Linked DNA regions of Homo sapiens: all the other regions are linked to region 3. Evidence: chromatin contacts called from ENCODE Hi-C or POLR2A ChIA-PET data. All regions are on one chromosome and are shown on one strand. The core of a region is the stretch at or near the end of the contact, and the rest is flanking DNA. Distances in the headings are between cores, read along the strand shown.

The links. A loop is a pair of places that touch in the nucleus more often than their neighbours do. ChIA-PET counts read pairs that join two places held with the same protein, here RNA polymerase II (POLR2A). Pooled maps may share reads with other maps.
Region 1: a map of CD8-positive, alpha-beta T cell shows a loop between it and region 3 (5-fold over the local background). The contact joins the promoter of FICD here to the promoter of FAM222A in region 3. A Hi-C loop is called at or near these places in 2 of 168 maps with a recorded cell type or tissue (CD8-positive, alpha-beta T cell and naive thymus-derived CD4-positive, alpha-beta T cell), 1 of 37 single-sample maps with no recorded cell type and 12 of 50 pooled maps.
Region 2: a loop to region 3 is called in a map of CD8-positive, alpha-beta T cell, with 22 times the contacts of the local background. The contact joins the promoter of ATXN2-AS here to the promoter of FAM222A in region 3. A Hi-C loop is called at or near these places in 1 of 168 maps with a recorded cell type or tissue (CD8-positive, alpha-beta T cell), 1 of 37 single-sample maps with no recorded cell type and 4 of 50 pooled maps. POLR2A ChIA-PET finds 5 or more read pairs at or near these places in 1 of 52 experiments (T-cell).
Region 4: a map of CD4-positive, alpha-beta T cell shows a loop between it and region 3 (13-fold over the local background). The contact joins the promoter of ACAD10 here to the promoter of FAM222A in region 3. A Hi-C loop is called at or near these places in 2 of 168 maps with a recorded cell type or tissue (CD4-positive, alpha-beta T cell and CD8-positive, alpha-beta T cell) and 6 of 50 pooled maps.

The regions. Positions count from the first base shown.
Region 1 is chr12:108,513,554-108,520,161 of GRCh38, forward strand. FICD (FIC domain protein adenylyltransferase) reads left to right here and starts at 1,724. Exons shown (of 3, transcript NM_007076.3): 1 at 1,724-1,808; 2 at 3,362-3,720; 3 at 4,847-6,608. The coding sequence starts at 3,420. The coding sequence ends at 5,922. RefSeq lists enhancers at 1,196-1,255, 3,158-3,658, 3,347-3,446, 3,659-4,159.
Region 2 is chr12:111,595,952-111,602,979 of GRCh38, forward strand. It overlaps ATXN2-AS (ATXN2 antisense RNA), which reads left to right and starts at 3,547. Exons shown (of 2, transcript NR_146497.1): 1 at 3,547-3,602; 2 at 3,877-4,304. It overlaps ATXN2 (ataxin 2), which reads right to left and starts at 3,364. Exons shown (of 25, transcript NM_001372574.1): 1 at 2,833-3,364. The coding sequence starts at 3,083. RefSeq lists silencers at 2,009-2,138, 2,729-2,778, 2,869-3,038, 3,099-3,408 and an enhancer at 3,869-4,098.
Region 3 is chr12:109,710,470-109,717,713 of GRCh38, forward strand. FAM222A (family with sequence similarity 222 member A) reads left to right here and starts at 3,356. Exons shown (of 3, transcript NM_032829.3): 1 at 3,356-4,428. RefSeq lists an enhancer at 1,818-2,381 and silencers at 3,087-3,416, 3,447-3,496.
Region 4 is chr12:111,681,386-111,688,450 of GRCh38, forward strand. It overlaps ACAD10 (acyl-CoA dehydrogenase family member 10), which reads left to right and starts at 4,668. Exons shown (of 21, transcript NM_025247.6): 1 at 4,668-4,854. It overlaps BRAP (BRCA1 associated protein), which reads right to left and starts at 4,571. Exons shown (of 12, transcript NM_006768.5): 1 at 4,326-4,571; 2 at 1,761-1,922; 3 at 252-450. The coding sequence starts at 4,407. RefSeq lists enhancers at 2,894-3,595, 3,596-4,297, 4,298-4,999 and a silencer at 4,344-4,443.

The DNA of each region.
Region 1 (6,608 bases), core at 474-2,973, 1.2 Mb before region 3:
AAAAGCCTAGACAGATGATCAACAAGATCAAGTCACTTGCTGAATGTGATTCAGTTTGCAAGGGGCAGAACTGGGATTTGAACCCAGGTCTGTGTGACTCCCAACAGTGACACCCCACAACCACCACCTAGCCCTGCCTCCAAGAGCAATACACGTCACAGAGGAGGTCAGATCTTGAAGCATCAAGCCTTCTGCAAATCCTGAACTGGATGCCAAAAGCAAGGTAGGCTGTTTGTCCCCATTTTACAAGTGGGGAAAGTGAGGCTAGGAGTAACGTGCCCAAGGTGACACGGAGAGTAAATGGCAAAGTCTGAATTTGAGCTCAGGTCTCTTTGACTCCCCAGAATCTGAACTGCTAACTTCTAAATGCTTAGCGTTTCTGGGGCACCTCCCTAGATGTTTAATTTCAGTATTTGTGGATTAAGATGGAGGTTTCCATTCTCTGCTTCAAGGAAAAAATTTCTCTCTGGGAAGCCAAAAGAACTAGCCAGGTCCTTCTGGAGAGGATACAAATTAAAAAGTCAGGGAGAACCGAGGGGGTGGCTTGCGCCTGTAATCTTAGCGCTTTGGGAAGCCGAGATGGAGGGAGAGCTTAAGGTCAAGAGTTCGAGACCAGCCCGGGCGACATAGTGAGACCCGGTCTCTAAAGAAAATAAAAAATCAGAAATAGGTCGGGCGCGATGGCTCACGCCTGTAATCCCAGCACTTTGGGAGGCCGAGGCAGGCGAATCTTCTGAGGTCAGGAGTTCGAGACCAGCCTGGCCAACGTGGTGAAACCCCATCTCTACTAAAAATACACAAATTAGGCGGGCGTGGTGATGCGCGCCTGTAATCCCAGCTACTCGGGAGGCTGAGGCAGGAGAATCGCTTCAACCTGGGAGGCGGAGGTTGCAGTGGGCCAAGATCGTGCCACTTCCCTCCAGCCTGGGCAACAGAGTGCGATTCCGTCTCAAAAAAAAAGAAAGAAAGCAAGACAGAGAGAGAGAAAAAAAAAGAAAGAAAGAAAGAAAAGAAAAGAAAAGAAAATTCGCCGGGCATGGTGGCATGCACCTGTAGTCCCAGCTACTCGGGAGGCTGAGATGGGAGGATTGCTTGAGCCCAGGAGGTGGAGGCTGCAGTGAGCTGCAATTGCTCCACCGCACTCCAGCCTGGGCGACACAACGAGACCCTGTATTTTATAAGAAAAAAAAAAGTTGTTTAAGTCAGGGAGGAAAAGACACAGAGAGGAAAAGAGTAAAGAAGAAGAAGGCGGCAAACTCAGCAGCATGGGGTGGAGGCTAAGAACAGGGGCTGCGCAGTCAAGCAGGCTAACCGGGTGAAGGGGTGAAAAGCATCAGCATCTTCATTTCACAACCGGGAAAAATGAGGCACACGACAGCGGCTCCGGGACGAAGAGACCCGAGGAAAAGACCGCCGTGGAACTTCCAGTTTCCGGGCCCGCCACCTAGTGTGCCCCAAATCCGCACGCCCATCGGGTTTCCAGCACCTGCTCCTCCTGCCTGTGGCCTAGGCCCCGCCCCTCCCGCTGCTTATTGGCTGCTACGTGAACGAGACAAACGCAAGCAACAACCAATGGGAGTGGCCCACGGCGCGTCTTTCCCGGGGAAGCCGACGCGGACGCGGGAACCCGGAAATGCGAGGGAAGGACAAGTGGGGAAAGCCAATCCGCCGCGACGAGGGCTGCGGGCGGTTCAATGGCAAGTCGCCGGGGGCGGGGCCAGAGGCCGGCGGAGAAGGAGGACCCGGGAGCCGGCGGCCCGGAGCTGGGAGCGCGGGGAAGGCGGTTGGGGTTCTGACAGCTGCGCGCGGTGAGAAGGGGAAAAGCCCTAGGGGCTCGAGAGGATGAAGCCGGGAAGGGTGCGACGGGGCCGCGAGCCCTGGGCGGGGTTCGGGAAGGGAGGCTCTGCAGTCTTGGAGGGGACTCAGACCGGTCCCCTCCCCTCTCCGGGCCTCAGTTCTCCCTTTCTAGGGAAGTGTGGGGGAGAGATTCGCGCCTCCCAGAACGCACTCCTTCCCTGCACACACCCCTGGCACCGGCGAACTGCCCCCTTTCCTGTACCGCCCCGCCCAGGAGCCTGTCCCCTCGGGAAGCCCGCCCAGACCCCTGGACCCGCGCAGCACTCCAGGCGCACCCCTATTAAAGCGCACCCCAAGCCATTTCACATGTTCTGTGGCAATGGGCCAGGATCCCCATGAGACTCAGAACCCCGTGATCCATCAGTCATTCCCGGGTCAGGACCAGCCCAGAGCAGGTGCACAGGCCCTGCTTAGTAATAAGGTAGAAATCGAGACCTGGGGACCGGGTTCAGAGGCCCTGGGGTTTCCTTCCGGATGCCTCTGTTTACCTCCTGTGGGCCTTCTGGAATTTAACTTATGCTCTCTGTGTCTTGGTTTCCCTTGTCTGTAAAATGGAGCTAGCGGTAGCTCTTCCTTCATAGGGTGGCATGAGGGTGAAACGAGGCAATGCGTGGCCAGTACACTGCTCAGCACCTAGGACACCATAGTTGCTTAATAAGTGCTTATTGTTAGCATAGTGTTTGCATGCCTGGCCCCACCTCCACTCCCACTGCCAGCCCCAAGCACATACAAGCCATGTTGTCACTGAGGCCAAGCACTGTGGCCCACAGCCTGAGTTCCTTTCGAGATGCTCGAACTGCTCATCTTCTTGATGGGGTCCCTTCTGGACAGGCCAGAAATGGAAGGCCAGAGAGGGGAAGGGCACTGTGGGAGCTGTGGCTGAATATCAGGGTGAGGGCAATAAATGAGGCCACCCAACAATTGTGCTTATCAAAGATTGGGCGTCAGAACTGCTGTGGCTGATCTGCCTGGGTGTCTGTCAGTCATTTATGTCCCAAATGTTTGACATATGTCCACAAATCCAGTGTTTGTGGTCAGAAGCCACAGGGATATATGGGAAGGGGGGACACTTTAGAGCCGTGGGGTTCCTGAGTTCAAGTCCTAAGGCTGTCACTTGCTCCCGGCGAGACTTTCGGCAAGGGACTTCACCTCTCTGAACCTCAGTTCCCTCACCTGGAGAAGGGTGAAAACATCAGCTCAAGTCGTTGAAGATTGCAGGAGGTGACCCATGTGAGGCATTTGGTGCTTAGCACACGGCCTGGATTATGGCAAGTGCTCATTAATTGTTGGACCACAGCAGTGTTTTCACATTCATACTGCCCAGGAGGTGGCACCAGTCCTTCTAGGCTGGCCCCTCCTCTAGTGAGATCCAGTCCTTGACTTGCCCCCACCCCATCTCTCTAGTGAGCTAAAAGAGCAGAAGTCTCCAAACCCATCTTCCCAGCTGAAGTCACACTATGTCCTGAACGTGTCTGTTTCTCCTGCGACTCTTGGCTCCTTGCAGATCCTGCTCTCTCTCAGCCGCCTGTGGACATGCGCAAAGGGCCCTCTCCTGAGTCCAGATGATGCTCATACCAATGGCTTCAGTGATGGCGGTGACTGAACCGAAATGGGTCTCGGTCTGGAGCCGCTTCCTCTGGGTGACGCTGCTGAGCATGGTGCTGGGGTCCCTGCTGGCCCTGCTGCTGCCGCTGGGGGCTGTGGAGGAGCAGTGCTTGGCTGTGCTCAAAGGCCTCTACCTGCTCAGGAGCAAACCGGACAGGGCGCAGCATGCCGCCACCAAGTGCACCAGCCCGTCCACGGAGCTCAGCATCACCTCCAGGGGCGCGACGCTGCTGGTGGCCAAGACCAAGGCCTCTCCAGGTAAGACAGACTGGCCGTCTTCCTCAATGCTTGTTAACTGGATAGACAGACATAGAATGTGTCATGTCCTGTATGTGGGGCATCGGGGTATTGTGAACAAGTCAGCCCTGAGCTCCTAGTATAGACAAGGTGATGTGACTGAGACAGTGTCACAAGTGTGGTGATGGGGAAGCATAAAGGGCTGTAGGAGCATACCAGGAAGGCTCCCTGGAGGAAGTGACACCTGAGCTGGGACCCAGTTGTTAAGTAGGAGTCATCCAGGGTGAAGGGCATCCAAGGAAAAGGACTCCAGGCAGAGACCAGAGGTTAGTTGTCATAACTGACATAACTGTCGTAAGAGAGCCTGGGGGCATTCGAGGAACTAAAGGAAGTTGAATGTGTGGGGCTGATCCTCAGGTGGCCAAGAGGGGCCAGGACAGGAGGGCTAGGGCTAGAGCAGGCTCCCCACCTCCACCAGTTCTCTGTGGTGGGGACTGAAAGTGCATTGTTAGATGGTGGTGGCATCCCTGGCCTCTCCCCATGAGATGCCTGTAGCACTCCCTCCACCTCCTCAGTTATGACAACTAACCAGGTCTCCAGACGTCACCAAATGTCCCCTGGGGCGCACAATCAAACCACTGGGTTAAAAGAGTTAAAGAACAGTCCCGGGATGGTTGACGCCCCCAGGGTCTAGGAAGAGTGGGGAGTTGTTAACGCCTTTGGGCCTCCCGGGGCAGGAACCTGTGTCACCAGCACAAGATGAGCTGGAGATGTAGGAGACGGCCTACACTGGGAGCTGTGGCCCACAGGAAAGGCCCAGCAGAGAGGGCCCAGGCGAAGTAAATGCCTAGAACTTTCTATGTCCAGAAAGCAGGAGGCTAGGAAGCCAAGGAGGTGCCTCCCAGAATACAAGAGAGTGGCTCTGGGGACACACGGATAGTGACTGCATACCACCACACGGCTGGGGCAACAGAGTGGTACCGGGCATGTTGAGTACACACGATGCGGCTGCAACAAGCTCCTCAAGGCCAGGGACACAGGCTGGTCATCATGGTTTCCTGCGGAGACCAGCACAGGGGACAGCCCCCCGAATGTCCTCTGCCCCCTAGCCTCCCTCCCTCACAGCGCTTCTTTGGCTCTCTTCCAGCGGGTAAGTTGGAAGCCAGAGCTGCCCTGAACCAGGCCCTGGAGATGAAGCGCCAGGGCAAGCGGGAAAAAGCCCAAAAGCTCTTCATGCACGCCCTCAAGATGGACCCGGACTTCGTGGACGCGCTCACCGAGTTTGGCATCTTCTCGGAAGAAGACAAGGACATCATCCAGGCGGACTACTTGTACACCAGAGCATTGACCATCTCACCCTACCATGAGAAAGCACTGGTCAACCGCGATCGGACACTGCCTCTTGTGGAAGAGATCGACCAGAGGTATTTCAGCATCATCGACAGCAAAGTGAAGAAGGTCATGTCCATCCCCAAGGGGAACTCAGCTCTGCGCAGGGTCATGGAGGAGACCTACTACCATCACATCTACCACACAGTGGCCATCGAGGGCAACACCCTCACCCTCTCGGAAATCAGGCACATCCTGGAGACCCGCTACGCCGTGCCCGGGAAGAGCCTGGAGGAGCAGAACGAGGTCATAGGCATGCATGCAGCCATGAAGTACATCAACACGACTCTGGTTTCGCGCATCGGCTCCGTCACCATCAGCGACGTGCTGGAGATCCACAGGCGGGTGCTGGGCTACGTGGACCCCGTGGAAGCCGGCAGGTTTCGGACAACACAGGTCCTGGTCGGACACCACATCCCTCCCCATCCGCAGGATGTGGAAAAGCAGATGCAGGAGTTTGTACAGTGGCTCAACTCCGAGGAAGCCATGAACCTGCACCCAGTGGAGTTTGCAGCCTTAGCCCATTATAAACTCGTTTACATCCACCCTTTCATTGATGGCAACGGGAGGACCTCCCGTCTGCTCATGAACCTCATCCTCATGCAGGCGGGCTACCCGCCCATCACCATCCGCAAGGAGCAGCGGTCCGACTACTACCACGTGTTGGAAGCTGCCAACGAGGGCGACGTGAGGCCTTTCATTCGCTTCATCGCCAAGTGTACTGAGACCACCCTGGACACCCTGCTTTTTGCCACAACTGAGTACTCGGTGGCACTGCCAGAAGCCCAACCCAACCACTCTGGGTTCAAGGAGACGCTTCCTGTGAAGCCCTAACCCTAGAAATCCTCAGTGACAAAGGCTGTCCTGAGGTAGGAAAAAAAAAAAGAAACAGCATTTCTAGAAACCTAGTCACTTCCTAAAGCAAAAGGAGAAACATTCTTTACCTCCAAATGTTTTAGTTTTAAAAAAAAAAAAAAACTAAGTTATGAAGCCTTGTCTCTAAAATAACTTATAATTCAACCAAGCTATTTATTTTCTTCTTTGGAGCAAGCTAGTCAGTATTGTATGGTGTCTGCTGTGTCTTGCTGGTGGCCGTGCTTTAGGGGCAACAGTGCCACCATGTGACCAGAACAAAGGTTCTGGAGCAGAATTTGCACTAAGGTGGAGGAGCGGCCAAGAGGTGTGGGACGGGGCCCAGAGCCACTGACATAACTCCTCCAAGTGCTTCTCTGAAACAGGCTGAGAGGTTCTGTGACTGCAACTGGGAAGTCAGACCCAAGTCGCAGCTGAGAGAAATGGTTGAAAGCTCACTTTCTCAAGGTTTAGATTAGTGGTGACTAACTTCCAAGCAAACTTCATAGAAGAGAAAATGAATGCCGACATTCCTTACTTACCTGCAGGAAGACTTTTTGAGCCATAGTTTGCAAACTTTAGTGCCAGCAGCTGTTTTTTTTTTTTTTTTTTTCATATTGAGACTATTTTTCTAATTAAGAATAGGGGGTAGCCATAAAGAGCTGTAT
Region 2 (7,028 bases), core at 2,297-4,796, 1.9 Mb after region 3:
CTTTGGGAGGCCAAGGCAGGCGGATCACTTGAGGTCAGGAGTTCGAGACCAGCCTGGCCAACATGGCAAAATCCCGTCCTCACTAAAAATACAAAAAAATTAGCCAGGTGTGGTAGCACGAACCTGTAATCCCAGCTACTGGGGAGGCTGAGGCTGGAGAATCACTTAAATGAACCCAGGAGACAGAGACTGCAGTAAGCTGAGATCAGGCCACTGCACTCCAGCCTGGGCGACAGAGTGAGATTCCATCCAAAACACACACACACACACACACACACACACACACACACACACAAAATTAGATTACAGTAAAATTATGTTCTAATATTGTGATTACATTATCTTTCCTAAAACAGCCACCTTCAAAAATATATATAACAAAGAACAAAATAAATCACTTCTGAAAGTCATGAAAAACTATTCACACACACACACACAAAGTCAAATTATGAAATGTTTCTTAAAGCAGATGTGAATTTCCAGACTTTCAAGCATATTTTGCTATCTCGAAACTTGTCAAACCGAATGCTGCATTTTTTTTCACCCTTGCTCTCAGAGACTTATTTTCACTGTTGATACGCACAAACCTAAGTGAGGAGATTCTAGAAGCTGAAACTTATTTACAAGGAATGCAGGAAAGTGATTCAAATTCAAAGTAATTCTACAAGTACATTAACGATCTGTTCAAGAATAAAACTTCACATTACACAAATCCAACACAGTAAACAAAATTTCACCTATTCATCAGAAAGAATAAGGGCTGCCATTTAGGTCTCAAGTAAAAGAACTTAAAGCAAGGAAAAATCTAAATTAACCTTAAATTGTTGTAAAGCCTCAAGGAACAGAAAAAAGACCTTGTGGTACTAAAACATTCCAAATATCTTTGATCACTCAAACTACTCAGGAGCAAATTCTCTTATAATCTAATTTTTAAGCCTAGTAGTCAATGCAACTTAATAACCTTAGTTTTAATGTTTATATATTTGAACATGTTGAATTATCTGCCAAATCTCTTCCTAATACCTAAGAAAGTAAAAACAGAATACATCCTTTTCTATAAAAGTTGTATTTTAAATTTTTTCATTTTTCGCTAGATGCCAACGAAAAAGGGAAACTGAAGTTACCCTACTTGGGGAAACGATCACTTCATCTGAACTAGTTTGGCTAAGTAGTGTTTGGGATGCTTCAGACTCAGAGAAGGGGAAGGGGGGGCGGGGCGTGTAAAGTCAAATAACCGACTGTTTCCGCCCCCTTTGAAGGCAGCAGAATTCCTTAAAAACCAGCTGATTCCTCTTGATGGGGAATTTCTGCTGTAAATAAAAATTCTTTGGAAATGGGTTGCTGAAAATGTGTTTTCAAAAAGAAAACTCGGGTGAATGAAAAATCCTCTTATTCCACCTTCCAAAGCCCAAGATGCCTATTTAAGGAGGACGCCGGTCACCCGCCGTCAAGCCGGCGGCCTAGGCCTAAAGAAGGCACAGTAGTGCCTACAACACGGATGGACTTGAGGCACAAGGGAAATGGACTTGCGTGCCCTTGGTAAGCTCTGGCGGCACTCCCGAAGTTAAGGACACCGGCCACAATGGAATGGAGTCTATTGACGTTTCCTTCTCCCTTTGAACACTAAGCATTTTCTTAGTTCGTGAAATACGAACTGACAACCGCCCGCCACCCCCAACAGGCCCTCCTGCACAAACACACCCTCGAGTCAAACCCAGTTAGCCGGGACAACACTGAGCCCCCAGCCCCTACTACAACCCCGGCTTAGGAGGGAAAAAGACGCTAGTAAACACCCGCCTTTCTGCCTTCAGGAACCCGACCACGTCCCCTGCTGCAATCTCTCTCTCCTAGCATTTCCGAAATTGGGGCGGGGGTTGGGATAAGTGCGCAGGGTGCCCGCCCCCTGCCACCAGCACCGCCACCCCGGATCTCCAGGGTCCAGCCTGGGTCCAGCCCTCACCCACCGATGTTCCACAGGCGCCTTCTCCACTGCGGCCTCGAACAGCAATGCGGATCGGCCACCACCCGCGCGCCGGAGAGGTCTGGCGGGGGAAGGAGGAAGGCCGGGACGGGGCCGGGCACTCCCCACCCCTTCCCTTCCCCAGGTGGGGGAGGGTGGAACGCTGCCGGAGGCCACATGGAGCCCCACGATTTCAGGGGAGTTCGGGAGCCCCCGCCGCCGCCTCGGACACGAACGCAGAGGGGTGCGGGGGCCAAGGCCCACTTGTCTCCACCCCGTCCTCCGATCTTTCCCAGGACTCGGAGGGGGCGGGGAGAGAGCCCCGACAGACCCTGATGATTCCGGAGGAGCCCGGTGCCTACCCCTTTAACCGGCACGGGGGACGCGGCCCTAACTTCTCCCCTCCAGAGATGTCCCCCATGGAGGGGGACATGTTCCGGAAAACGCCACCACAGCCTCCAGACCCCTCCAACGTTCACACCTAAACCGGGAGTGGAGGAGCTGCCCGAGCATCCCCACGCTGCGGGCGGAGGATCGTGCGGAAGGGGGAGCCGGGGCTGACCATCGCCGCTACCCGAGAACCCCTCCCAACACGCGTGGGGAGGGGAGGCCGCCCGCTCCCTCCATCTTGACCGCCGGGGGAGGGGGCGGGGATGCTGCGGGAGGCTGGACAGGCCTGACAATCCCAGAGGACCCCGGCTGCGCCCACCGGCCGAGCCTCGGGGCTCAGGCCCGAGCGAGTCTCCCCCGCGCTGCCGGCCCCCAGCCCACCCCGGGTAGCCCGGCGGGTCACGGGGCGGGGACGGCGGCGCGGGCCGCGGGGGAGGGGACGCCGGGCCCGGAGCGGAGGGGGCTGGGGTGCCGACACCCACCTGCCCAGGCCGGGCCTCCCGCCGCCGGAGGTCGCCGCGACCACCGAGGAGGGAGCCGTGGCCGAGGACGAGGAGACCGAGGACGAGGACGGCGAAGGCGCGGCGGCGGGCGACGCTAGAAGGCCGCTGCCGCCGGGCTTGCGGACATTGGCAGCCGCGGGCGGCGGCTGCTGCTGCTGCTGCTGCTGCTGCTGTTGCTGCTGCTGCTGCTGCTGCTGCTGCTGCTGCTGCTGCTGGGGCTTCAGCGACATGGTGAGGGGCCCATACACCGGCTCGCACGCCGGGCGGGGACAGCCGGGAGCCGGGCGCGCCAAGGAGACGCCGGAACGCGGCGGGGACGCGCGGGCGCCGAGCGGGGAGGCGCGGGTTGGCGCGGCCGGAGGGGCGCCCGGGCTGGCGAGGGGGAGAAGGAGGACGACGAAGGGGCGGGGAGGCCCGCCGAGACCAAGGAGCCGCCGGGAGCCGGGCCGAAACGCGCCGCCGCCGTTGCCGTTGCTACCAAAACAGTCTGAGGCGGAGGGAGGCGAGCTCTGCCGGGAGGGAGGGGGGCCGGGGCCGGGCGGGGGAGGGGCGGCGGAGGGATACGGTCCCGGGGCCGCGCCACCGCCGCCCCGCCCGCTCCGCCGCGCCGGCCGCTGGAGCGAGCGCCACCCGGGCCACCTGGCTGCGGCGAAGCGGCGAGACTCGGTGGCCACCGCGGGACTCCGAGGAGCTGCGGCCGCTGAGCGCATCGGAGGGCGGGCGCGCCGAGGCGCCGGGTGGGAGCGGAGGTGCGGATAGGGACTCTTTACCGGAAGTCGGAGGGGTCAGACGGAAGCAGAACGTGAGGTGGCCCCGGGGCCGGGAGGGACACGTGAGGAGCGGGCGGCGCGCTGGGTTGCTTTCTCGGGGGTCGGGTGAGGGCCAGGCGGCGGTCCCTACCCGGATCCGCCTTCCTCAAGGCGGGTCTGCCCTTCGGGGAGGGCGTGTCGGTCTCAGCCTCTGGGGCCTGCCTGGTGTGGAGGACAGGAGAGAAGCATTTCTTCTCCTACTGTATTCCTTCAGCATCTTCACTTCTGCGGGGACCTAGTTTGCCCCCACCTGATGCAACCCAGAAAATGGACTGACTGCGAGTGCCTTGGGGCGGAGAATGTGTCTTGCTACGTGTAAAGCACCTAGAACCCTGCCAGATTCAGGGGACACAGCATCCTGCCGTTTTCCTGCCGTCCCCCGCCCGCCACACAGTAGGCGCTCCAGTGGCTCGGGGCATCTACCAGGCAGGCCGCGCTGTCCTGCCCTGCCGGGGCTGGAGTGGAGCAACCCTCCGGGGCCACCCACATCTGGGTACCTTTTCCCCACTTTTTCCACCCCAGCCGCGCACAGTCACCAGAAAACTCTTTTAGGTATCTGACCTTCATTTGAACCTATGTTCCCTCACTTGAACTTCTTTTTCCTCATTCATGAGATTCTAAAGGAAATATATGGGATTGGGACTGGTAGAACTACGGATAATGGGATCTCCCTCGGTAGAGACAGAGCCGACCTCAAAACAATGTGCGAACTTTAGACCTTGGACCCTTTAGAAGTTTTAATTTAACTTACCCAGCCAGCACAGTAGACTCTTTTTAAAATGTGTTGCAGTTAAACTGGAAGCAAGTAGAAAGTAGGTAACTTTTTTTTTTTTTTTTGAGCAGTGAATCTATTGTTTTTTAAAGTGAAATGACTTCAGGAAATAATAGGGGAAGAAACACCAAAATTCCCCTCAATGTCCTAGAACTGTCCAGATAAAGGTAAAGACTTAGATAAACGTGGAGAATGATTGAACCAGCAGTTTTCAGTAGTCCAACTGAAATTAACCTCCTAGATAGTCCAGGCAAAAATGATCATTGTATTCTGCCAATGTAGGAAATCAGTTTTATTTCCCATCTAAGGTAAAAAGTAGATCAAGGGACCATTGCAAAACCCTTTAAAAATTAACCTAGCCTAGCCAACATGGTGAAACCCCGTCTCTACCAAAAATATAAAAATTAGCCGGGTGTGGTGGTGGGCGCCTGTAATCCCAGCTACTCGGGAGGCTGATACAGGAGAATTGCTTGAATCCGGGAGGTGGAGGTTGCAGTCAGCCGAGATCATGCACTCCAGCCTGGGCGACAGAGCGAGACTCCGTCTCAAAAAATAAATAAATAAATAAATAAATAAAGTAACCTAAAGGAAACTGGAACTAAAAAACCAGTTGAAACAAAAAAATACCTGTACCCGGCTGTGGTACAGGCCAGGGCTGCTGTGAGGGGAAGCTCCTGGAGAGGGTGACATGGGGCAGGGACCCAAATGAGCATGGGCATGAGGATCCTGGGGAGAAACGCTCCAGGTGGAGGGCACAGCGAGGGCAAAGGCTCTGAGGGGGGAGTCTGAGGAACAGCAAGGAGGCCTGCAATGGAGCAGGTCGTCAATGGTGTCCCGTTATATTCTTTCTTTAATAGAAATACAAACACTTGGCCTGGCGCGGTGGCTCACACCTGTAATCCCAGCACTCTGGGAGGCCGAGGCGGATGGATCACCTGAGGTCAGGAGTTCAAGACCAGCGTGGCCAACATGGTGAAACCCCATCGCTACTAAAAATACGAAAAAATTAGCTGGGCGTGGTGGTGGGCATCTGTGATCTCAGCTACGCAGGATGCTGAGGCAGGAGAATCGCTTGAACCCAGGAGGCGGAGGTTACAGTGACCAAAGAGGGCACCACTGCACTCCAGCCTGGGCAACAAGAGCGAAACTTTATCTAAAAAAAATAAAAATAAAAAAATACAATCACTTTTCTCTGATTGGAATCAAGGTCCCAGAATACAATCTTAAGAACAAGTTTTGGCCAGTGTGGTGGCTCACGCCTGTAATCCCAGCACTTTGGGAGGCAGTGGCCGGTGGATCACCTGAGGTCAGGAGTTCGAGACCAGCCTGGCCAATTTTTAGTAGAGCCCATCTCTACTAAAAATACAAAAATTAGCTGGGTGTGGTGATGCGCACCTGTAGTCCCAGCTACTTGGGAGGCTGAGGCAGGAGAATGGTGTGAACCTGGGAGGCGGTGCTTGCAGTGAGCGGAGATCACACCACTGCACTCCAGCCTGGGCGACAGAGCGAGACTCCGTCTCAAAAAAAAAATAGTAAGTTTCAGGTCGATGGAAGTTGAATAAGAAGGCCTAGGCTGGATACAGTGGCCTACACCTATAATCCCAGCACTTTGGAAGGCCAAGGCAGGCAGATCCTTTGAACCAAGGAGTAGGAGACCAGCCTGGGCAACATAGTGAGACCCTCCTCTCCATAAAAAATTTTTCAAAATTAAAAAAAAAGAAGGCCTGAAGCTGACATAGCTGAGAAAGTTTGTTTTAACTCACTACCATTGAATAAAAACTTAATAGTTTTATCAAGATATAATTTACATACTATGAAATTCACCTATTTTGTGTACAATTTAATGATTCTCAGTAAATTTACACAGTAAATTTGCACAACCATTGCCACTAATTTCAGAACATTTCCATTACCCCAAAAAGATCCTTCACGATGGTGGGCAGTTTGGTTCCCATCCTTAGCCCCAGGCAACCACTCATCTACATTTTCTCTCTATGGATTTGTCCAGATTTTTCACATAAGTAGAATCTTACAGCATGCAGCCTTTTGTGTCTGCCTTCTTTCATTTGTCATAATGTTTTTGAGGTTTATCTAAGGTTGTGGCATGTAGCAGTATTTCATTCCTTATTATTGCTATGTCATATTCCATGTATGGACATACCACATTTTGTGTCTACTTTCCAATTGTGGATGTTTAGATTGTGTCAACTTTTTGAGTATTATGAAAATGCTGCTGGGGCTGAGATTGGTGGCTCACTCCTGTAATCCCAACACTTTAGGATACCGAGATGGGAGGATCACTTGAATACCCCGGAGTTTGAAACCAGCCTGGGCAACATAGAGAGACCCTGTCTCTATGAAAAACTTTAAAAATAAAAAATTAGCTGGTTGGCTGGGCGTGGTGGCTCATGCCTATAATCCCAGCACTTTGGGAGGCCGAGGTGGGTGGATCACCTGAGATCAGGAGTTCGAGACCAGCCTGGCCTACATGGTGAAATCCCGTCTCTACTAAAAATACAAAAAATTAGCCAGGCGTGGTGGCGGGCACCTGTAATCTCAGCTACTTGGGAGGCTGAGGCAGGAGAATTGCTTGA
Region 3 (7,244 bases), core at 2,106-4,605:
AAACAGAGAAGAGCAAGACTAGCCTTACATACGTGGGAGGGTGGGAACAAAAGTTCCAGCCTCCAGGCCCCTTGAGTGATGCCTTGATTAATTGAAATGGCAATTAATCCCATTTCAAAGATGGGGGAAACTGAGGCACAGAGCGGCTGAGTCATATGGCTAGTAGCCCAGTCAGCCTGACTCTACTCCCTTCTCTTAATTCTCCTCCTCTACGTGAAAACAAAACAAAACAAAAACTTGGGCCACATTCATTCAGTGATTCAGAGATTAAGTCAACAGACCTTCATTGAGTGCTGACTCTATGTCAGGCCTGTGCTAGGGAATAAAATGAACTGAATGCAGCCTTTGCCCTGGAAAAGCCCTCAGGCCAGTGGGAAGCCTGACAAAGAAGTGGGCCATTATAACACACACTGGACACATCTGTGAAGGGGGAAGTGCTCCAGCCTGGAGCAGGGTAGTCAGGGAAGGCTTCCTGGAGGAGGCAGCACTTTGGCTGAACTCTGAAGGAGGAGCAAGAGTTAGCTACCTGGAGGGAGGGCATTCTAGGTAGAAGGAACAGCATAAGCAATGACCTGGAGGTGAGAGAGGCACGTGCAAGGATTTGTAGGTATTTCAGCAAGGTTGGTGTGTGGGAGGCAAACAAGAACAGTGAGAGATGAGATGCCCTCTGCCCCCTGCCCCCTCAGGGCCTGTCGGACCCCTGGCCAGAGCCAGTGTTCCGGGGCTGGCCTGCCTGGTGGTTTTATGGACCGTGGCAAATCCATCTTGACACTGTCTCCAATCACATAATGCAGTTATTGGAGTCGACCAAGAGCAAAGGCACGAGGGTCTGATCTCAGGGAGATGGGCATATGGGGTAGGGGGGCACTGGGAGTGTGGGGAGTGGGGCAGAGCATCTTACGGGGCATTCACCTGCCTGGAGGGGAGCGACAGGCATCTGGAAGGCTCTGACCTCTCCTGCTGGACAGCTGCCTTGGAGCCTGCTGCTGTCGGAAATTCCACCATGAGCACATCGTGGACTCATAGAACTTCAGAGATGGAGGGGTCTTTTGAGATCTTCTCGACCTGGGGTTGTCAGCCCTGGCTGTATCAGGAACCACATAGGAGCTTTGGAAACTGCTGTCCCACCAAGGAGAGTCTGATTGGTAGGGCTGGGGTTTGGGTCCTACCCTCCATTTCATGGCAGGGGAAACTGAGGTCCAGAGAAGAGAAGAAACTCCCCTCAAGGTTGCACACGGTCAGACAGTGGCTGCCACAAGGTGCAATAAATCAACGTCAGGGCTCTGGACTTTGGTTCTGTCATTTGTGTGACCTTGGGTAAGTCATGTGGCCTTCCTCTGCTGTAGGATGTGCATAGTGATCGTATATACCTTATAGGGTTTCTGCGAGGGTAAAAGGAGTTATGTGAGATAAATAGCAGTGAGCCCATGCCTGACACACAGTAGGTGTGAAGTCATGGTGACCTACAATGAAAAAAATCCCAAACTTTTGACAGGCTGTGGTGCGAACTGCTGCCTTCTTCTCCTCTTCGCGATCTCTCTCATTTCCCAGGGTTTGCTTGTTACTGTCCCTCGCCCTGTCCTCAGCTGAAGTCTGGTCTCCCCACCTGTCCACACGCTGGGTCCACCCATCCAGTCGCCCCGGCCGCCCTCCCTGACGTCCCCGCAGCCCTGGCTGCTGGCCCGAGCGGGAAGCAGCTGGAGGCATAACACATTTCCAGGTAAATCCCCACCCCCACCTTCAGCCTGGGGAGGGAAGGGGAGGAGATGGGGGCGGCCGCGGAGAAATAGAGCGGAGCTGCTGGGAACAGCGCGCCGAGCAGCCGCTTAGAGGCCTGAAACAGGGCCAGCTCCTGTCCTAGATAAGGCGGCGGGTGACCCACTTGGGCCGGCCCTGGAGGTCCGCCGCGGGCGCCTCTCCCGGCGGGGTGGGTTGGCTCCTGGAAGTAGGCTAGGGCCCGTCTATAATCAGCCCGTCCGCTGGATACGCTCCCCAGGGTCTCCAAAGCCCTCCAGCCCGGGTGAGTACAGAGGGCATTTATTGAGCACTTAATGTGTGTTTTGAGTCCTTTACATGCAAGAATTCATTTTGCCCTCAAATCTACGCTGTAAGGTAGGAATTATGATGCCCCCCATTTCACAGACAAGAAACTGAGGCGCAGACCCGTGAAGGTAAATGGCCAAGACCAACAACCAGCAAGGGCAGGGCTGCAATCCCACCCAGTTTCGGTGGGACTCCAGGTATCACACGGGCATAGCCTGAGGGGTGGGGGGTCTGACTGCTGCTCTGCATTTCTGTGGGGATCTTTGTTATTATCCCGGAAAGCTGGCTTCCTACAGTGCTGTGTGATGGACACACAGCAACTGAGGGAACTGCCCCACCCAGGACTCAATTTCCCCATCTGTAAATGAGACTGCTAGACGGGCCGCCCATGGGCTGTGAGAACCCAGGAAGCTTCTTTAAAAGTAAAAGGGAAAGCACAGTATAGTTTGATAGATTCATATTTGAACCCCAGGTTGATGTGAAACTATGCCTCAGTTTCCCTATCTATTAAGTGGGGGAGTAGGCTAGTGCCTGTCTCCTGTGGGCGTGGGGTACGTCTAGAAGGTGTAGCTTGCAAATTGCTCAGCGCTGTGCTGGGTTATATAGTTAGCGCTCCACAGATCACAACTGTGATGCCAAAAACACATCGCTGCCAAAAATAAGCCTTAGGACAAAAACATCCAGGACCATGTCACTTCACATCTCCTTACCTCAGTTTCCTCTGTAAGTTGGAAGTATAATAATAGTACCTACCGTATCAGTTTTCTCATCTGTAAAATGGGGGTGATAGTAATACCCACTCACACGGTGTTGTGAGGATTAGATAAAATACTTTGCTACATAAGTGTTAGCTATAGTTGTTATTTTTAACAAATTCCTCATGAGGTTGGTTTTTGCCAAGATTAAATGAAATAATGCCGATAATGCACTTATACAGTGCCTTGTCCCAAATATGTGATCAGTAAATGACACTGGTTTTGCCACCCCTAGTGGGACTACAAAAACCAGCACGCCCTGCGCCCCCAGTCGGGGCCCCTCCACCCGGCGCCGGCGCGCAGCATGCCGGGAGTTGCAGTCCTCGCGAGGCAAGTTCCGCCTCGTCCCTGCTTGGGGGAGGAGGTTGGAGAGCCGCCCTGCCGGCCTTTGAATTTTGCCGCGAAAAGCGCGCGTGGCGGCCCCCGGCTCCGCCCCTCGCAGGACGCGGTGCCGCGTCACCCTGGTAACCGCCTCTCAGCCGCCGCTGATTGGGCTGGGCCGCGGGGGGCGGGCGGGGGACGAGACGCGGGGGCTGCTGCCGGCGCTCGCGCCTGTCAGTCGGGCCAGAGCGGAGCAGCGGGCAGGACTGCCTGGCCGGCTGCTCCGCGGAGAGGCTGCGCGCGCCGGCCGGGGGAGGCGGACAGCCGGGCCCGGCGCCTGTGGGGCGCGGCGCGCGGCACCCGGGCCTGAGACCAGGCGAGGCGCCGGCGCGCGCCAGACGGCGCGAGGCTGCGGCCCCGGGAGCCCCCGCGCGCCGCCCGGGGCCATGGGCGCGTGAGAGCCCAGCGCGCGCGGCCCCTGCTGCGGCTTGCGAGCTCGCACACCCGGTGCACAGTCCCCCGGGCCGTCCTCGTGTCCGTCCTGCGCCACTGGGATCGGCTGTTTCTCAGCGCCGAGGCCCCCGAGGCTGCATCCGAGCTTGCGTCGCCCGCTGCCGCCGCCGCCGCCGCTGCCGCCGCCGCTGTTCGCCGGCTTCCCCTCCCCCCACACCCGGGGCTCAGAGCAGGAGGAGGAGGGGCCGGTGCATTCTCGCCGCTGTTCTTTGCAACCTGCAGGGGCCGGTGTATGTCCGGCGAGGAGCCGGGGCCGCTGCGGGTGCGTGCAACCCCCGAAGGAGACAATCCCTCCACCTCGGGGCGAACCCGGGGGCTGCAAGCCGCGGGCGGGCGGGCGAGCGAGAGGAAGCAACAAAGACAGGCTGCAGCTGGGGCTGGCGAAAGGGGCCGCGGCCGCCGGGCTCCCAGCGCGGGCGGAGAGGGCGCCCTGGGAGCGGCGCGGGCCGAGCTGCAGCCTTGAGCGGGGCCCCGAGGGGAGGCGCAGCGCCGCCCGCCGGACGTGGCGATCACGGGCCCCGGCGAAGATGCGTCGCCTGAGCGCCCGCGCGGCCCCCGTCCGGGGCGGGCGTGACCCCTGCTGAACGGAGACCTCCCCTCCCCCCCGACTTCGGACGGCGCAGGCCGGCGCCAGGATAGCCCTCACCGACAGCGCCCCTTCCCACCCGGAGAGAGGCATCGACCCCCAAGGAGGGCTTCGTCAGGCAGCCTCTGCCACTCCTGCATGGCTGCGACCCGTCGAGCGGAGCGTCGTGGTAGCTGAGACCTGGTGCCCTTCGACGGCCTGGCTGATCCGGTGAGTTGTGCGGGGCGGGGTTCTGCGCTGGAGCTGGGGGCACCCCCTGGCGTCCGGGCAGCCAGGATTGGACAGAAGGGGTCCTAGGCTGTTGGGGGTCCTGAAGCAGAGATAACCCTTGTCCGCCCCTTTCCTCCCTCCAAACACAACTTGTTCAGATGGGCCAGCCGATGGGAGTGGAGGTTGGGGGGCCCATTCGGATTCCGCGGGACCCTGGGCGGGTTGGTTGCCAGAGAGGAAAGGTCACCCCACCCGTAAAGCTAACAAAGGTATTGGCTGTGTCATCCGAAAATTCCCCGGGAACTCCAGTGTCTTGGAAGGGCTGGGGGGTGGGGGGCACCCAGGATGGGAAAACGTTGAGGGTCTCCCGAGCAGCCTCTGAGATCTTCAAGGGAAATCACCTCAGAGGGGGATTTGGGGTTCCAGAAACGCAGGTGGCCACGTTTGAGAATTGTGCCCCATGGGGCTAGACCTTAGAGCCCTCGTTCAAACCACGTTCCCACAAATAACTCGCAGGGACGGTAGGTTCCCCAGTGGGGGCACGACATGACGTCAAACCTTAGCCTCTGATGTCACTGGGGTTGCCGTGGCAACACCACTTGCCTTGACCCAAGGCCGGAGGGGGCGGGGTCGTGGTAACAAGGGGCGGGGCTGGATGCCTTTGGGTAGTGGAGGGGTGAAGGCGGACTCCCCCCACCCCTACCATTGCAGTCCTCTGACCTAAATCCTTAGCGCCCCATAAGGTGGGGGAGGGAGGCAGTGCCAGCTGTCCCTGTTGATGCTCCTCCCCGCAAGGACAGGTGTTCAGAGCTTTGCCCATGTAGCCTGGCCTGTGCCTCGGGGCTCAGGCCTCCCAGACAGAGCAACTTTCTGTTTTGAAAAGAGATGCTATAGAAGAGACCTCCCTGAACCCCACCATGTACCCAGCTGGCAGGCTGAAGTTCCCAGGGTCCCCAGAGAGATGTGGGCCTCCGGCCCTCCAATAGGCTACTTCTGCTGGGGAAAATGTGGGTGCCCCTCCCCCAGCCAAGGAAGGTGCAGAGGAGCTGCTGCCTGCTGCACCCCTAGTCCAGGGGCTCCCCATGCTGTTCTACCCCAAGGTCAGGGGCCTTGGCCAACCTGGAACTCCTGATTGCCCCCTGCTCCTTCTGGTGTTTAAGAGGATTTCAACGAGCATATTGTGAGGCTGCTTAAGTGAATGGCGGGCAAGTGAGGCCCATCAGTGCCAAGGTCTGAATAAACTGTGTCTCTGTCAGGGCACCCCCAACCAACACACACCCCAGTACTGGCACGCTTCCCTGCAAAGGCCCAGAGAACCCCCAGCAAGCATCCTGCTGCTGGCTCTGGGATTCGTCTAGGTCCCTTCCAGCAATTATTGCCAGTGTCGGGTGCTGGTGAAACTGCTGTGATCACATTTCTAGGAAAAGGTTCGAAAACTGTCATTGCCTCAGCAGCGTGGGGCGGGGTAAGAGCAGAGAAAGTGTGTGTTCGGGTCATTAGGAGAAGCCAGGCCCCAGTCTATGCAGCGAGCATTTTCCCTGCTCTTCTACCAAGCTCTCTAGCTAGATTAACAGGTCAATAAATATCGGTGGAGCTGCTTTTGGGGGCTTGGCAGGGAGATGGTATTTCCAGCTGAAATGGTGTCGTTAAACACACAAGCTTCCAAGGACAGAGGAGCAACAGCAGATTGGGGGAGAGCCGGGAGAGGTGGGCAGAAGGGCTGTTTGCGCTGCCTCTCGAAGCTTCCCAGTTTAGAAACAAACTCGGAGTGCGCGCCAGAGATTCACAAACACAGGCAGTTGGAGGCCCTCTGCCGAGTATTTACACTTCCACAGCCAAGGCAGAGGGAAAGGCTGTCAGAATTGGGCAATTCCTTCTGTTCCCTTCCCTCATCTCCCTGGGCTTGGCACTCAGCGTGCCAGACGATGAGCAGGAGGGAGTGCCAGCTTTCTCAGCATCTCCCTATATGCCAGGCGTTTTACATGATCTCAGTTACTCCTTGGAGTGGCTCATACGCTGTGGCCCATTTTATAGCTAATGAAACTGAGGCTTAAACAGAGGAAGTGATGGGCTACAGGTGATCAGCCAGGCAGCTGCAGAGGTTCGGTCCTGAATTGCCCTCCTGGCTCCAGAGTCCTTGTGTCTTACCACCTCCTCCCATGGGGTTTGGGGGACACTCCTACTTATTGGACAGGGGTCCCTGCAGGCATCAGAGGCTATCAGCCATGGAGGGGGAGTCTGGCCCCACCAAGATGCTTTGTCCACACCAAAAGGCAGATTTGAATCCTCTCTTCCTATGACCTACAGGTCAGCGTTGAGTAGATTAACAACTTCCGCCCGGCCTTGTGGTCTGTCTGGTCCCCTCACCCCCAGGACTCCTTTCTCCAGCACTAGGGGAAAGAAGGTGTAGCTTGAAACTCGCTCCTTGTCACCTGCCCTTCTGGGCTTGCTTGGAGGGAGGCGGTGAAGCTGCCCCTGGCCGCCCCAGGGACCTTCTTGGGATGTAGATGGAGCAAGGGCAAACTAGTAGATGAGGTTCCTGACCCAGCCTGAGGGTCAAAAAGCCCTAGAGGAGAGGTGGCACATGAGTCATGAAGAGGACAAATAGGAATGTGCCAGACAGGAGTGAGAAGACTGTTCTGGGTGGCCGGAGTGGCCCTGGAGCAGCCAGTGATGTGTGTGGGCCCTCGTGCCTGATGGGGAAAGGGGCAGCCGTGAGTGGCTGTGTCCTGGAGCCTTAGGTGGATAGGGAAGGTTTAAGCAGGGCAGAGGATCCATTGATCTCCTTTGACAAGGACAGTAACCCTGGACATCTC
Region 4 (7,065 bases), core at 3,418-5,917, 2.0 Mb after region 3:
AAACATTTTTCCCACATATTCTCTTAAGTGTATCCACAAGCATTTCTTTTATAAGGAAAAGCTTTGACCCAATCCACAAGATTAATCAAATGTAAAACATCTGAGAATTCTCTAACATACAACAGACAAAAGTATTATTATTTTGAAGCTTAAAATACCCACTTTCCTTCAGGACAAGAGACTATGCTAAAGCAAAGCAAAAAAAAAAAAAAAAAAATTGACTAACCCCCAAGAAAAGAGGGTTTTCTTACTTTGTCTTATATAGGTGCATAATACCATGAACTATTTCAACTGATGGATTTCCACTGAAGAATGAAATCTGGTCTGGAAGCTGTTTGGACGGAGAATCTGGGGCAGCGTTTATGCATTCCTTACTGTGATCTTTACTTCTTTGCGCAGTGGGGGAGGCTTCTGAAGACTTCCTTTCTTCCACTGTAGTTTTTAGTTCATCTTTCACCAGTTAAAAAATAGCAGATTATAAATGGATAGGACATATGCTGAAGGATTTGAACTAGATTAAAATTTCAAGTCAGAGGAATAAACTTTGATAGAGTAATTACAATGTAATGCATTAACAGCTATTATTTGTAGAATAGCTGAGTTTATGAGGGCATCATACTTTAAAGCTCTCTTTGCTCCATAAAAATCTCATTAACACCCTCAGAAACTTAAGGATGGCTATTACATTTGGCAATACCATAATGCAAGCAGGTATCTTCTATCACGAAATCCTAACTGGGACAAACATTCAGGGCTACTAAGGTGGAAATCCAAACCTACCAGTTCTGACCACCTCCATGTTGGAGATGTAGTACTATCTACACATCCACTTCCGCAGATAAAATGAGCTGGCTGGCCGGGTGCAGTGGCTCATGCCTGTAATCCCAGCACTTTGGGAGGTCAAGAGGTTGAGACCATCCTGGCTCACATGGTGAAACCCTGTCTCTACCAAAAATACAAAAATTAGCTGGGTGTAGTAGCGTGCACCTGTAGTCCCAGCTACTTGGGAGGCTGAGAGAGGAAGGAGAATTGCTTGAAACCAGGAGGTGGAGTTGCAGTAAGCCGAGATCATGCCACTGCACTCCCACCTGGGGACAAAGTGAGACTGTCTCAAAAAAAAAAAAAAAAAAAAAGAAAAGAAAGAAAGAAAAAATGAGCTGGCAGAGCAGGGGAAGGCACGACATGTTTATTTGGACACATTAATGATCTGCCACTGAACTAGGTGGTAAGAAATTCTCCCTGGTAGCCGGGTGTGGTGGCTCACACCTGTAATTCCAGCACTTTGGGAGGCCGAGGCAGGTGGATCACTTGAGACCAGGAGTATGAGACCAGCCTGGCTAACATGGAGAAACCTTGTCTCTACTGAAAATACAAAAATTACCCAGGCGTGGTAGAGGGCATCTGTAATCCCAGCTACTTGGGAGGCTGAGGCAGGAAGACTGCTTCAGCCCAGGAGGCTGAGGTTGTAATGACCCGACATTGCACCACTGCACTCTAGCCTGGGCAACAGAGACCCTGCCTCAAAAAAAAAAGTCCCCCCCGTCACTGAACTGAATTGTCAACTCCAACTGTTAGGATTAATTTGGAAGAAATATTTGGAAACACTAACATGTGGCTTAACAGTGTCATATAAAGCACACACGTAGTGAAAGACAAAAGTATGCTAGATGTTGAAATTGTAGGCTCATCAAACACCGTGTATAAAATAGGCAACCAGTGTTCACATTACAAAAGAGAGTCCAGGGTTTTAGAAAGCATACCTGGGTTGGACTTCATGGTCTCAATGATCACATCTGTCATTTCTCGACGGCCGAGATGCTGATGGATAATCGCTACTTTCTCTCCTGGTGACTTGCCTTCTAAACAGGCTACAGCTGAGGCTAGTGTCGTCTTTTTTATCTCCTCATCAGACATTTCCCCGGCTAAAGAACACATGAATGATTAATACAAGGTAATAAAACAAGCTCCTCTCTGTTCTCTATTCCTCTATCATTAGGTTTTCCTTTTCTTTCTCCTGCCTTCCGCCAAGATGATAAGAAGCCTTTGTAGTATCCATCTCACTCAACTCTGGGACCACTGCAGTACACAGCAAAGAGTCAATAAGCAGCCAGGACAATATACTCAGAAATGCAGGGCTGTTCTACTGAAATCATGCACTTTATTTTTATTTTTTGAGACAGAGTCTCACTCTGTCACCCAGGCTGGAGTGCAGTGGTGTGATCTTGGCTCACTGCAACCTCCACCTCCCAGGTTCAAGTGATTCTCCTGCCCCAGCCTCCCGAGTAGCTGGGATTACAGGCACGTGCCACCACGCCCAGCTAATTTTTGTACTTTCAGTAGAGATGGGGCTTCACCATGTTGGACAGGCTGGTCTCGAACTCCTGGCCTCAAAGTGATCCACCCGCCTTGACCTCCCAAAGCGCTGGAATTACAGGTTTGAGCCACTGCGCCTGGCCCAAAATCATGCACTTTAAAGCAAATCGCCAAAGAGGGAGCCTTAGAGAAGATGCAACAGTGATCATGCCCAGATGAGCTAACATTTTAGTAACACCTGATAAAATGAAATTGTGTTCAGCCCAAAATGAAGCTATCAAGTCCATTAAAAAAACAAAATTTCAAAAACTTGTAGGGGTAGTCTTAAACATCCTGGCTTATGCTCATGCCATGAACCAAGCCATGAACATCTGTGATTACTGTCTTAAATCAATGAAACACATGAAAAGGGAAACGGAATTTGGAGACTTAACTGAAATATCCCTAATACATGCTCTGTCAGGGCAGGGACAAGGCCTGTTTTGCCCACCACTGTATTCCCAGCCCTTATACCACAGTGCCGAGCACACAGAGGAAGCCCTCTAAATGTTTGATGAATAAATGACTACATGACTGACCCATGCAGATGTCTATATGCGGCTAATATCAATTTAGCTGACTCTCAGAACTCAGAAGCCACTTTTAGCCTTTGGAAAGGTGCTCATAAGCTATAAAGTCATATTCAATCTTTAATTTGCAGCTTCAAAGGTCACGTCCTCAGGAAGTTCCCAATGACACCATCCCTACCTGCCCCCATCCCTCTCTCCAAACCAAACACATCTTCTTGTAATACTTTCCCAAATTGTTTCTCCTTTCCTTCACAGCACTTACCACAGTTGTAATTCTACACATATTCTGCACTTATTTAATTCATCTGTTTCCTCCATGATACTGCTGGTGCCATTAAAACAGAGACGCTGTCTGATTCAGCACACAAGGAAGGCTCCAGCAGATATGAGCATAAGTTTTTTTTTTGTTTTTTTTTTTGAAATGGACTTTATCTCTTGTCGCCCAGGCTGGAGTGCAGTGCCACAATCTTGGCTCACCGCAACCTCCACCTCCCGGGTTCAAGCGATTCTCCTGCCTCAGCCTCCCCAGTAGCTGGGATTACAGGCACCTGTCACCACGCCCAGCTAATTTTTGTATTTTTAGTACAGACAGGGTTTCACCATGTTGGCCAGGCTGGTCTTGAACTCTCAACCTCAGGTGACCCGCCCGCCTCGGCCTCCCAAAGTGTGAGGATTACAGGCGTGAGCCACCGCGCCCGGCCAAGTATTTCTTGAATGAATGTTAGTTAATTATCTGAGGACCAAGGAACAGAGCCAGAGCTGCATTCCCCACTAAGGAGCTTCCTCACTTGTGTTAATGGTGTAAAAAGCTCAGACTCAAGTCCAGCTCACTGAGTTAGAATCCCAGTTTCACCCATTACAGATAACCTTGGGCAAATCAATTAATCACTAAGCTTCAGTTTCCCAATGTGTAAGAGGTACATGTCACATCCATCTGCCTCTTAGGGCTGTTGCAAAGATAATTAAAGAATACAATACACAAAAGGTGCTTAGTACAGTGCTGGGATATAGGAAGTGTCCAAATTTTAGTTATGACTATGGTTAGGGGGCACTTCAATGGATATCGTTCCAAAAGGGAACAATTTAATTAACCCAGGGACCGTCCAGCGTTGCTGGGGACCCAGTCCCTGCCTTTACGAAGCCCATAGGGAAGCAAGTGAGACAAACACACCACTCGACTATCTCGAGAGGGAGACGCGCCAGGTATAAACTAAATGCCCTCAGACGGCACAGGGAGGGAGGTTCGGGGCAGGGCTTCCCTGAGATAACAAACGGGAAGGCCTCTCAAAGGCGGATGGGAAAGAGAGGGATCCCGATTACCTCTCCGTGTCTTCCTGGGCAACAGCCCTCGCCGCGGGCTTTTCCCGGGCCAGTGCTTTGGGAAGGGAAGCCCTCCGGGCCCAGACCCGGCTACAGGGAATGCGGCGAGGCCGCGGGACTCACCCGCGGCGCTGAAGCCGAAGCCGGCGGGGACAGGCGAGTGTTCCGCGAGCTCCAATCGGATAACAACCAGTGACACACTCATAGGGCAGGCGCTGGCCGGCGCGGGCCCCGGCGGGCTCAGGCGAGGCTGGAAGGCGAGCCGAGAGGCCGAGCGGCCCGGGGCCGGCAGCGCCGCCACCACCTCAATGCAGTTGCCGCCGCCTCAGCAGCAGCAGCTCCTCGAACAGCCCTCGGAGCCACAACAACCTCCACTTCCGCCTCCCGGCCGCCGTCGCTGACCTGCGGTTTACGCATGCGCGCAGGACCGCGCACAGCGATTGGGCGGCGTGGCAGGGGTCACCCACTGCTCTTCCGGACGCAATTTTGAGGAGGTCGGAGCGGAAGGACGTCGTGGAGATTGCTTGCGCTGGGGTGCCACACTTAGGCTGAGCTGCAGGTTTTCGCACAGTCGCGAGTTAACCTCTGCTTGCTCCAGAGGCCTCGTCCTAATCCACCTCGGCTGACGGCGCGGGATCCCTGGCTCCGCGAGGTCTCCGAATTGTCCGAGCTATCTGCTATGCAGAACTTTGCCCCTTTTGTTGTGTTTGACTCCTGTCTCTAACCCTAGTCTGGATGGTTTTGTTTCTGTCCCACTTTACAGATAGGTACAACGAGGCTCAGAGAGGTGAAGTTCCTTCTAAGGGGCCGTAGAGAGTGGAGAGTCGATCGCTGTTCAGATAGCGATCTGGCTGGGCGCGGTGGCTCACGCCTGTAATCCCAGCCCAGAGGCTTAGGCGGGCGAATCACCTCAGGTCAGCAGTTCGAGACCAACCTGGCCAACATGGTGAAACCTCGTCTCTACTGAACATACAAAAAATTAGCCGGGCTTGGTGGCGCGCGTCTGTAGTCCAAGCTACTTGGGAGGCTGAGACAGGAGAATCGCTTGAACCCGGGAGGCGGAGGTTGCAGTGAGTCGAGATAGTGCTAGTGCACTCCCGCCTGGGCAACAAGAGCGAAACTCCGTCTCAAAAAAAAGAGAGAAAAGATGGTGATCTGCTGGTTACGAGCATAGTGCTGCAGTTAGACCGGGGTCCTCCTCCCCACCCTGTCACTTCACAAATGTTTACTGAGAGTCTAGACACCCTTGGGATGCTTGAGATACGTTGGCGTATAAGATAAACACAGTTCCTGTCCGTACTATGAGGTTGACCTACATCAGCAGTTGTGCAGTCTTGAACTAGTATAGTCATTGCATAAAGTTGGCATGATATCATGTCCTCATGCAGTTGTGAGGATGAAATGGAATTATGTATATGGAGATAACATTAGCTTTTCTGAGGCTCAGCATTCTTTCCAGTATGTCAGAGTGGCTTTTGTATGTAGATACTGACACAATCAATGCATATGGGACACATACATGACAGGATGCTACTCTAGGTACATTGTATAATGATACATATGTAAGTACATAGTACATTCTAGATGTGTGTGTGTGTGGACATAGTGCGTTCTAGATGTGTGTGTATCTGGACTATGACATGACCACAAGATACATGCGTATATAGATCTTGTGACTACATCCTATGAAATACGTTTCCATATGCCCTGTTTAAATCAGGGTTTCTCAACTCTGCACTATTAACATTTTGGGTCCTGATTATTCTTTTTTGTTTTTGGCAAGGGGGCGGGGTGTCCTGAGCATTGTAGAGTGTTTAGAAACATCCCTGGCCTGACCCACTAGATGTCAGTAGCACCTCTCCCCAGGTGGTGACAACCAATAATGTCTCTGGACCTTTCCAGATGTCTCCTTGGGGTTAGAAAACATAACCCTGTTGAAGAATCACAGGGTTATGTGAAAGTGCATAAACCATACACACATACTGTATGCATAAAACCTATGAGACCTCTTGTGAACTTTTTTAGTATATTACTATAGTAGATAACATTTCAACATGTGCCAGGTACTAATTTGAGTGTTTCATATACCTTGTGTCATGCAATGGTCACAACAACTTTATGAAACTGGTACTATGTCCCTGTTCTACAGAGGAGTAACCTGAGGCTTGGAGGAAGAGTAACTGGCTCAGGATTTCACAGGTAGTAGTGGCAGAGCTGGAACTGAAATTCAGGCAATCTGAATCCAGAACGAACATTCTTTATCTCTTTACCAAACAAACCTTTTTTTTTTTTTGTATTTTGAGACGGAGTCTCACTCTGTCGCCCAGGCTGGAGTGCAGTGGTGCCATCTCGGCTCACTGCAACCTCGGCTTCCTGGGTTCAAGCTTCCTGCCTCAGTCTCCCAAGTAGCTGGGACTACAGGCACACAGCACTGCACCCAGCTGATTTTTGTATTTTTTTTTAGAGATAGGGTTTCACCATGTTGGTCAGACTTGTCTCGAACTCCTGACCTTGTGATCCGCCCACTTCGGCCTCCCAAAGTGCTGGGATGACAGGCGTGAGCCACCGCGCCCGGCCCCCCCAAAGGCATTTTTCGTCTCTACTAAGCCCTCACACAAAATATACAAGTGTGTAAGTAAATTTCTCTTTCTATCATAAACATTGGCCTTGGCATAGGAACGTTAAGTAAAACTGAAAATGCAAATGAACCTTGACATTTTTAGTTTCAAATATTGCCCCCAAATTCAGCAAATTTCCAATTACTGTCGTTGCATGGTGGTATCCTCAGCAGATGGGTGCAGGACCCCCTGCAGATGCCAAAATCTGTGGATGCTCAAGTTCCTGATATACAATGGTGTAGCAT